2 separate regions of the Homo sapiens genome follow, and region 1 is linked to region 2. A link is a contact called in ENCODE Hi-C data. All regions are on one chromosome and are shown on one strand. The core of a region is the stretch at or near the end of the contact, and the rest is flanking DNA. Distances in the headings are between cores, read along the strand shown.

The links. Hi-C counts contacts between places; a loop is a spot of excess contacts on that map. Pooled maps may share reads with other maps.
Region 1: a loop to region 2 is called in a map with no recorded cell type, with 2.6 times the contacts of the local background. The contact joins two enhancer-like sites. A Hi-C loop is called at or near these places in 2 of 37 single-sample maps with no recorded cell type and 3 of 50 pooled maps.

The regions. Positions count from the first base shown.
Region 1 is chr3:17,397,614-17,401,701 of GRCh38, forward strand. The region is part of intron 8 of TBC1D5 (TBC1 domain family member 5); the gene reads right to left. Among named protein-coding and RNA genes, the nearest start is that of TBC1D5, 340 kb to the right of the region's middle. Within about 2 kb of position 1,563, at least 3 of the 41 ENCODE cell types and tissues checked have a DNase peak (open chromatin) inside an H3K27ac peak, as active enhancers do.
Region 2 is chr3:16,288,865-16,293,455 of GRCh38, forward strand. The region is part of intron 5 of OXNAD1 (oxidoreductase NAD binding domain containing 1); the gene reads left to right. Among named protein-coding and RNA genes, the nearest start is that of OXNAD1, 26 kb to the left of the region's middle. Within about 2 kb of position 1,932, at least 7 of the 41 ENCODE cell types and tissues checked have a DNase peak (open chromatin) inside an H3K27ac peak, as active enhancers do.

The sequences.
Region 1 (4,088 bases), core at 313-2,812, 1.1 Mb after region 2:
TGATCCTCCTGCCTTGGCCTCCCAGAGTGCTGGGATTGAAGGCATGAGCCAACACACCTGGCCCAAGAAAGCTGCATCTTTAAAAACTCACCATGGAGATACAAGTAAGAAAAAGAATAATTAAATTATGAATGAGCTACCTAAAATGTTAACTACAATAACTAGAAATACAAAAGATCAAATATTGAAGATGATAACAGCATATCAATAGGCAATCAGATAAACTTTTAAATATGGTCAAAGTTACAATTATAAAAGTCAGTTAAAGAAATTTAATCATTTAATTCAAGAGAGGGAAAACACATTTGAAGAAAAGATGAGACTATTTGGCAATAGCTTATAAATATGTTAATCTGCAAATGATGTTATAGATGCTGCATATATATTTTTAGAATAGACCTTGATAGACCAAATAACATACTTCTTTGGCATCTAATATGGAAATGATATTTTATCGTGAACTCACTATTTCCACCATTTTAAATAATACTGAATTTCTTTTAATGTTACAGCTTTTGAAACATGGCAACATTTGTTCAGAATAGACAATTCAAGTTCTAAATTAGAATGCTGTAAATGGAAATTCCTTGATTTACCTTTTGATTATCAGTTTTTTCAGTAATAAAAATGGGAATAGTAACAACCTCATTAGGTTAAGATAAAGAACAATTAATTGAAATGATTGCAAAACGCTTTGAGGCAAAAAAGGGTGACATAAAGGAATATTAAAATTGGCTGAAGAGGAAGATAATATTTAATACAGTGACGTATCCAGATCAAATAAATTAAATAATGATGGCAGAATCACAGCTCATGAAATCAAATTATCTTGTTTAAACTCATACTAGAAAGTTGATAATATTATTTTTTGAAGTGTGCTTATGTCTGTGAAAATTTAAAGATGTTTGAGATAATTACTAAAATTGAACAACACTGATCATCAGTGATAAGATTCACAATCAATGATCATTTATTAAGCATCAACTTGGTGATAACCAGTGAGACAAAAACAAGACTAGGTCCATGCCTTCAAAGGGTTTACTACTAGGTTTGAAAGGTAAGATCTGGGCTAACACAAGAGCTCTTGTACATACTGCTTCTCTTAATGACACCAATAATCCTGCATTGTAATTTTTTTTTCCTGTTTTCTCTGTAAGCTTCTTAAGGGTCCATATCACATTTATCTTGGCATCTCTAGTGCCTGGTACACTAAGGAGATCAATATAAATGTATTGAATACACTGACAGATGGACCTAAATAAATAAAAGACCAAACAAAATTAAATAATATTAAAAAGTTATTAAGAAAATTCTATAGAACACAGACTAGGCACAAATGATTTCCAATTGCCAAGACTGGAAAATGTTTCATAAACTTGGGTGATGAACTCAGGCCTTGAATGGTTAGCTGTTAGGAATCTAACAGGAAGCAGAGGGAAGCAGCATTCCAGCAGAGGAGAGCATGAAAGATTCCAAAACATTGAAAATGGAAAGCACAAAACCTGTTCATTGAATAATGCCAGAAGCACTTGTCTAAAAGGGAACTGGGTATGTATTAGAGAAACTGAGTAAGTCCATTCTTCTTCAGGGCACAGGGAGTCATAGAAAGTTCTGGATTAGGCAAATAGAGTGATTATAAATCTGCTTTGAGTAGAGTGATTAGGCTGTTAACACATGGAATGGACTGGAAGTGGAAAAACACTAGATCCCAAGAAAACAATTAAACAAGTAAGTGACTGTGGGCAGGAGGTAAAAAGGATCTGAAACAGAGCAGTAAAAACGGAACAGAAACTTATGAATGTGAGAAAACTACACATAATGATCCCCTAATTTGTATTTTGAAACATAAAATACATATCCCCAACCCATCTACCTACTCCTGTCTTTATTACTACATTTTTAGTCTAATAAATCGCTAACATTACCTAACTTGAAATACTCCAATAGACTCCTAGTTGCTTTTCCAGCTTCCATTCTTACATCCACCTTTGCCCCACTGCACAGCAGCCATAATTATCTTTGTAGGTATCATGCCACTGCTCAATGTCCTCCAAAAGCTTCCTATTGCAATCAGAATAAATCTTTACTTTTTACTGTGGTCTACAAGACTGTCCTGGCCTTTGCTCTCCTCTCAGATTTCCTTCTCTAAAGCACTTGCTCTAGCCGAACTGACTTCTTTTTGCTCCTCTAAACACTGAGCTCATTTTCATTGAGAAACTAACCTTGCCCTAGCTACTCCCTCTGTCTACATGTTCTTGCCCTAGTTCTTCAGATGTCTGGCCTTTAAATTTTTTCACATCTCAGCTCAAATGTCATCTTCTCAAAGATGTCTTCTCCAATCACTATTCCTAAAGTAGCCATCCCACTGGCTACTCTCCTTCTAGCTATCTAGTTACTCTGCCTTATTTCTTCAGAAAAATGATCACCCTCTGTAATTATTCTCTTTATCTATACATGCTTACTGTCTCACCACTCTCCCCGACACCACACTAAAATATACAACCTGTGATGGCAGCATCCTATCTGTGTTATTCACCACTCCACTCTGTCCCCCACAGTGCAAAGGGCAATTATGGAACATAGCGATGCTCCATAAATATACATTTTTTCAAAAATTCTTATCACAAAGCTAGAAAACAAGTAACACTTTATAACCTTATCTGGGCTGTACTTCTTTTATATTATTAGGAAATTCCTCATAGACTGAAATGAAAATCATATATTTTAGATCATATAGTACCTTATAAAGATGTAAACTAAATTTATACAAGCTATTCAGCTTTTACAATTAAATAATTTGGTGGACTTAAAATAAGACTAACCGCCTTACCTCACAAGCTAAGTATTTGCCAGAAAATTTATATAGAAATGACAAGGAGACTTAATCTAAATGTGGAGAGAGCCATGGGAGAGTCTTCAAGAGAATAAGATATGGAACCCTCCTGTGATGGTTAATATTGAGTGTCAACTTGATTGGACTGAGGGATGCAAAGTATTGTTCCTGGGTGTGTCTGTGAGGGTGTTGCCAAAGGAGATTAAAATTTGAGTCAGTGGACTCAGAGAGGCAGCCCCATCCTCACTCTGGATGGGCACCATCTAATCAGCTGCCAGTGTGGCTAGAATAAAGCAGGCAGAAGAAGGTGGAAAGAGCAGGCTTGCTGAATCTTCCAGCCTTCATCTTTCTCCCACGGTGGATGCTTCCTGCCCTCGAACATCAGACTCCAAGTTCTTCAGGTTTTGGACTCTTGGACTTACACCAGCAGTTTGCCAGGGGCTCTTGGGGCCTTCAGCCATAGACTGAAGGCTGCACTGTCGGCTTCCCTACTTTTAAGGTGTTGGGACTCGGACTGGCTTCCTTGCTTGTCAGCTTGCAGATGGCCTATTGTGGGACTTCACCATGATCATGTGAGTCAATACTCCTTAATAAACTCCCCTTTATATATACATCTTTCCTAACAGTTCTGTCCCTCTAGAGAACGCTAATACATTTCCCTACTATTCTATCAACTATAGGGCCTCCTAGCTACCTTCTTTGGGTCACTGGTTTGCCATTTTAATTAAAATCAACTAGTAGAGATACATTTTAAGAAAAACACTGTATGTGTGTGTACATACACACACACACATGTATGTGTATAATATACATATATATGTATGTGTATAATACACATATATATGTATGTGTATAATACACATATATATGTATGTGTATAATATACATATATGTATAATATACATATATATGTATGTGTATAATATACATATGTATATGTATATGTATATGTATATATGTATCTGTGTATATATCTTGCATTTTTGTAAGAAAAAAACAGAAAATATAGAAGTTTTCAAGAACTAACACTTTCTTACATAACAAAGCAGAAATGTTCGAACTACGTAACTAAAATGATGAAAAAATTCCCAGTATCACTGCCTGTTTGGTGTGGCTATCAGAGGTTTATTTTCCCCCTTTCTTGTTTGCTATTTCTTTAAGTCAATCTGGCCCCCATGGCCTCTGACTCTGTGACTCGGCACCAGCGCTGTGGCCCCTTCATTTACATTTGATAACTGTAGAGAGATTAATTATA
Region 2 (4,591 bases), core at 682-3,181:
GTGCAGCTGCCCTGAGTTTCTAGATTCACATTTGGCTGTGGTGCTCACTGCCTGCCTCTGGCATTGGTTATGCTACTGTGGGTAGCAGTGTATTGTCGCCTAGTGCCCTGGAGACTGCTCAGCTCACATGCTTGCTTTCTACCAGCCAGCTCTGTGATGTGGTCAGTTTCCTTATTTGTCTGGGCTTCAGTTCTCATATCTTCAAAGAGGGAGCAGTAGTATTCCTACGTTTTGGGATATTTAAAGTGTTTAGCATAATGCCTACTGTTAACTTCATTTGTTTGATTTTAGCTTTTGTTATTGCTAATAAGTATTTCATTCAGTTAGATCATATGTGCTGATAAGGCCCAGGGGACAGATTCCAATTCTTATCTCCTTGGTCAGTTTCCCTGCACTGAAGCTGTTGATTGGAAGAGTGGCAGGCCAGGCAGGAGTGGGGGCTTATCACCACCATGTCACCACTGATGCCCCAGTCAGTACTCAATCCACACTTGGCTGGGTATAGCTTGCCTCCTGAGGGGAAGTAAGGCCAAAGCATTTTCACAGAGTGGAGGGAATTCCTGGTCCTAGTGTGTCTGACTTTCTACAAGATAACATAAGTTTAGATGCTAGAAAGCAACTTTGAGCCCTGCTGAGAGAAAGAGGACACCAAGAAGAAACACTGGAGGAGCAAGATTAGAGAAATAAGACTTTATACCTACCCTTGAGCAGGGCTGCCACACTGTAGATAGATAATATCCTTGCAACCTACACAAGCATGTGTGGCAGCCCTGATTCTCACAGGACTGCACATAACATAGCACTGTATTCCTTGGCATCTTTTTCAAACTGTGTCCTCCCCCATTACTCATCTGGTAAGCATTGTGTGTCTTTTAAGACTGTTTAAAGGGCATCTCTTCTGTGAAGTCTTTCTTAATTCCTGTACTCCTGGTAGAATTGACTCCTCCTTCCTCTGCCTTGCCTCGCTACGCTAAGCAGATTTTATCATTGCCCATTTAATTGTATGTATTTGTTAATTTTCCTCCTCTTAGAGTGGGTTCATTGAGGGCAGCAACTAAGACATATGTGCATCTTTGTACCTCCAGCAAGTACCACAGTGCCTGTATATGGTAGGCAGGTGCTCTCTTAGATGTTTGCATTAAGTGAATGAGTGAGGGGCTCTGAGAACTGTAGGCAAGGACTAAAGAGTTCTGGGATCTCATAGTATAGCTGCTGTGTGCTTGGCACTGGGGCTCCCTTTGTGGACAGGACCTGGCTGCCTGGTGTGTCATGGTTGGATGTGGACATCCACTGCTTCACCGCGCACCTAGGCTCCTTCTGCATACACTCACTCATTGGGTATATAGTAAGGGCTTTAACTCATGGCTCCAAGAGTGCTCATCCTGCAAAGGACATTTTTAAAGGTGTGTGTTTAAGGTATAATTCTTTCTTGGACAGATGTTTTATGAAATATGTATTGTGCATATTTTCTTAAATCCATTCAGATGAAGTTTTTATGTAACTTAAATTCTTCTGTATTTTTTAATGAAGGAGTCCTTTTTTTCCAAAGGTAGCTTTCCAGAGTTACTAGAGAAGAGGGTTGGTTCCCTTTCATTCAACTGAGAGAATGGCCTTCATCAGCATTGAGCAGCAGAGGGCACTGTAGTTCAGGAGATGAAGCAGCAAAAGTAGCTTATTAATGTATTTATTTTTTAAACATGGAAATAATGGAGATTTTTGTATACCTCCTCTGTGATAGCATATAGCAACTGTGTTAACAAATGCTAACGATAGTCTTTTAAATTTTTATCTTGTCAGAAATGAAAAGAAAGTTAAAGTACTCATGGAAAAGAGTCAAGTGAAAATAGGTTAAAGTTGGCCAAAGACCTTTTCTGGAGCACTTCCAATCCAGAACTGGTTTTTAAACACTTATAATAAATGACTGGAAATGTAAGGCCATAGACTGCAGGAGAATATTTTTTTAAGGTCATAGATCAGATTAGAGAACATCTTTTGCTTTTCTTTTAGGCCTGTATGTAGGTAAGCAACTGGGGAAGGATGATACTTTTTGCTCTTGTGATGGCTGTGAAACACCTAGATTGGATGTTTATGTTTCCCAGATATGGGGATGAGAATTTTTTGTGGTTCTGTGTTCCAATACATTTTTCTTGGTATGTGACTAGGTTTATTGCATTTCCTAGAATCCTCACCAAAAAAGGGTTTCTGTGGCATAGAATTATTGAAAGCTTGAAACCCAGGAGTTCTAGACTACAGGATGTGGTTAGAAGAAAAGAAGGAAACGTTAAGACTTGTGTAACTCAGAGGCCATATCGGCCTATTAAGTCTGTCAAATACTAGTGGGAGAGTTTTTGTTGCTTTTCTTGACCCTTTTTTCATACTTTTTAAAACTTAAAAAGACTGTTATGTTGAGATATATTCATATAAAATTCAAACATTTAAAGTGTACAATTCAGAGGTTTTAGTATATTAACAGAGTTGTGCAGCTATCAGCACAATCACATTTAGAACATTTTTATCCCAGAAAGAAACTCTGTAATGATTCTTATTCATTCCCTATCCTCCTGCCCGGCTTAGATGACCACTAATCTATTTTGTCTCTATGGATTTGTCTCTTATAGACATTTTATACCAGCAGAATCATACAATACAGTGTGTGGTCTTTTTGTGATTGGCTTCTTTCACTTAACATGATTTCAGGGTTCATCTATGTTGTAGCCTGTATCAGTACTTCATTCCATTGTATGGATATGCCACATTTTGTTTATATCTTCATTAGCTGATGGACATTTACATTGTTTCCACTTTGGGGCTATTGTGAATAATGCTGCCATGAACATTCATGTACAAGTTTTTGAGTGAACATACAGTTTCACCTGTCTTAGGTCTAAACCTAGGCATGGAATTGTTGGGTCATATGCTAACTAACTAACATTTTCAGGCACTATTAAATTGTTTTCTAGAGTGGCTGTGCCATTTTACATTCCCACCAGCAATGTATAAATGTTCCAATTTCTCCAGACCCTAACACTATTGTTTGTCTCTTTGATTATAGCCATCCACGTGGGTGTGAACTGCCAGCTCATTATGATTTTGACTTACATTGCCCTAATGACTATTGATGTTGAACATCTCTTCATGTGCTTATTAGCCATTTATATGTCTTCTTTGAAGAAATATTAATTTAAAGTATTTTGTCAGTTTTTTATTTGGTTGTCTCTTTATTACTGAGTTGTAAGAGTTCTTTATATAATCTGAATACAAGAACCTTAATATTAATAGATATATTATTTAAAAATATTTTTCCCATTATGTAGATTGTCTTCTTAACTTTTTTTTTTTTTTTTTGAAATGGAGTCTCACTCTGTCGCCCAGGCTGGAGCGCAGTGGCACGATCTCGATTCAGTGCTACCTCTGCTCCTGGGTTCGAGTGATTCTCCTACCTCAGCCTCCCAAGTAGCTGGGACTACAGGTGCATCTGCCACCATGCCCAGCTAATTTTTTTATTTTTAGTAGATACGGGGTTTTACCATGTTGGCCAAGCTGGTCTCGAACTCCTGACCTCAGGTGATCCACCCACCTCGGCCTCCCAAAGTGCTGGGATTTGTATAGGCATGAGCCACTGTGCCTGGCCCTGACTTTCTTGATGATAACATTTGTAGCACAGAGTTTTAAATTTTGATGAAATCTGTTTCTCTATTTTTTTTCCAACCCTTTTGGTTTGGGGTCATATCTAAGAAGCCATTGCCATGAAGTCTTACTCCTGTGTTTTATTCTAAGAGTTTATAATTTTAGCTCTTACATTTAAGTTTCTGCTCTGTTTTGACTTAATTTTTGTATATGTTGTGAAATAGGGGTCCAAATTCATTCTTTGTATGTGGTTATTCAGTTCTCCCAGTGCCACTGTTGAGTAGACTGTTCTTTTGCCATTAAATTGCTTTGGCAGCCTTGTCTAAAATCAATTCACCATGAATTTAAGGCTTTATTTCTGGACATTCCGTTCTTTTCCATTGATCTACATGTCTGTCCTTATGTCAGTACAACAGCATTTTCATTACTGTAGCTTTGTAGTAACTTTTGAAATCAGGACCTGTGAGTCCTACAAATGTAAACTTCTTTTTCAAGATTGTTTTGATGATTATGGGTTCCTCAAATTTCCATATGAATTTTATGATCAACTTGTCAATTTCTACAATGAAAACACCTGGGGTTTTAGTAAGTATTGCATTGAATCTGTGGATCAATTTGAGGAGTATTGCCATCTTAGCAATATTTAAGTCTGCCATGCCATGAACATGGAATATGCTTCCATTTACTTAGATCTTTAATTTTTTTCCAATGGTGTTTTGTAGTTTTTACTGTGTAAGTCTTACACTTATTTTGTTAAATTTATTCCCAATTATTTTATTCTTTTTTATGCTATTATAAGTGTAATTGGTTTTCTAAATTTCACATTTGGATTGTTCGTTGCTAGTGTATAGAGATACAGTTGATTTTTGTCTGTTGATCTTGTATCCTGCAAACTTATTTGAATTTATTAGTTCTAATATCTTTTTAGTGAATACATTAGTATTTTCTATATATGACAGCATAC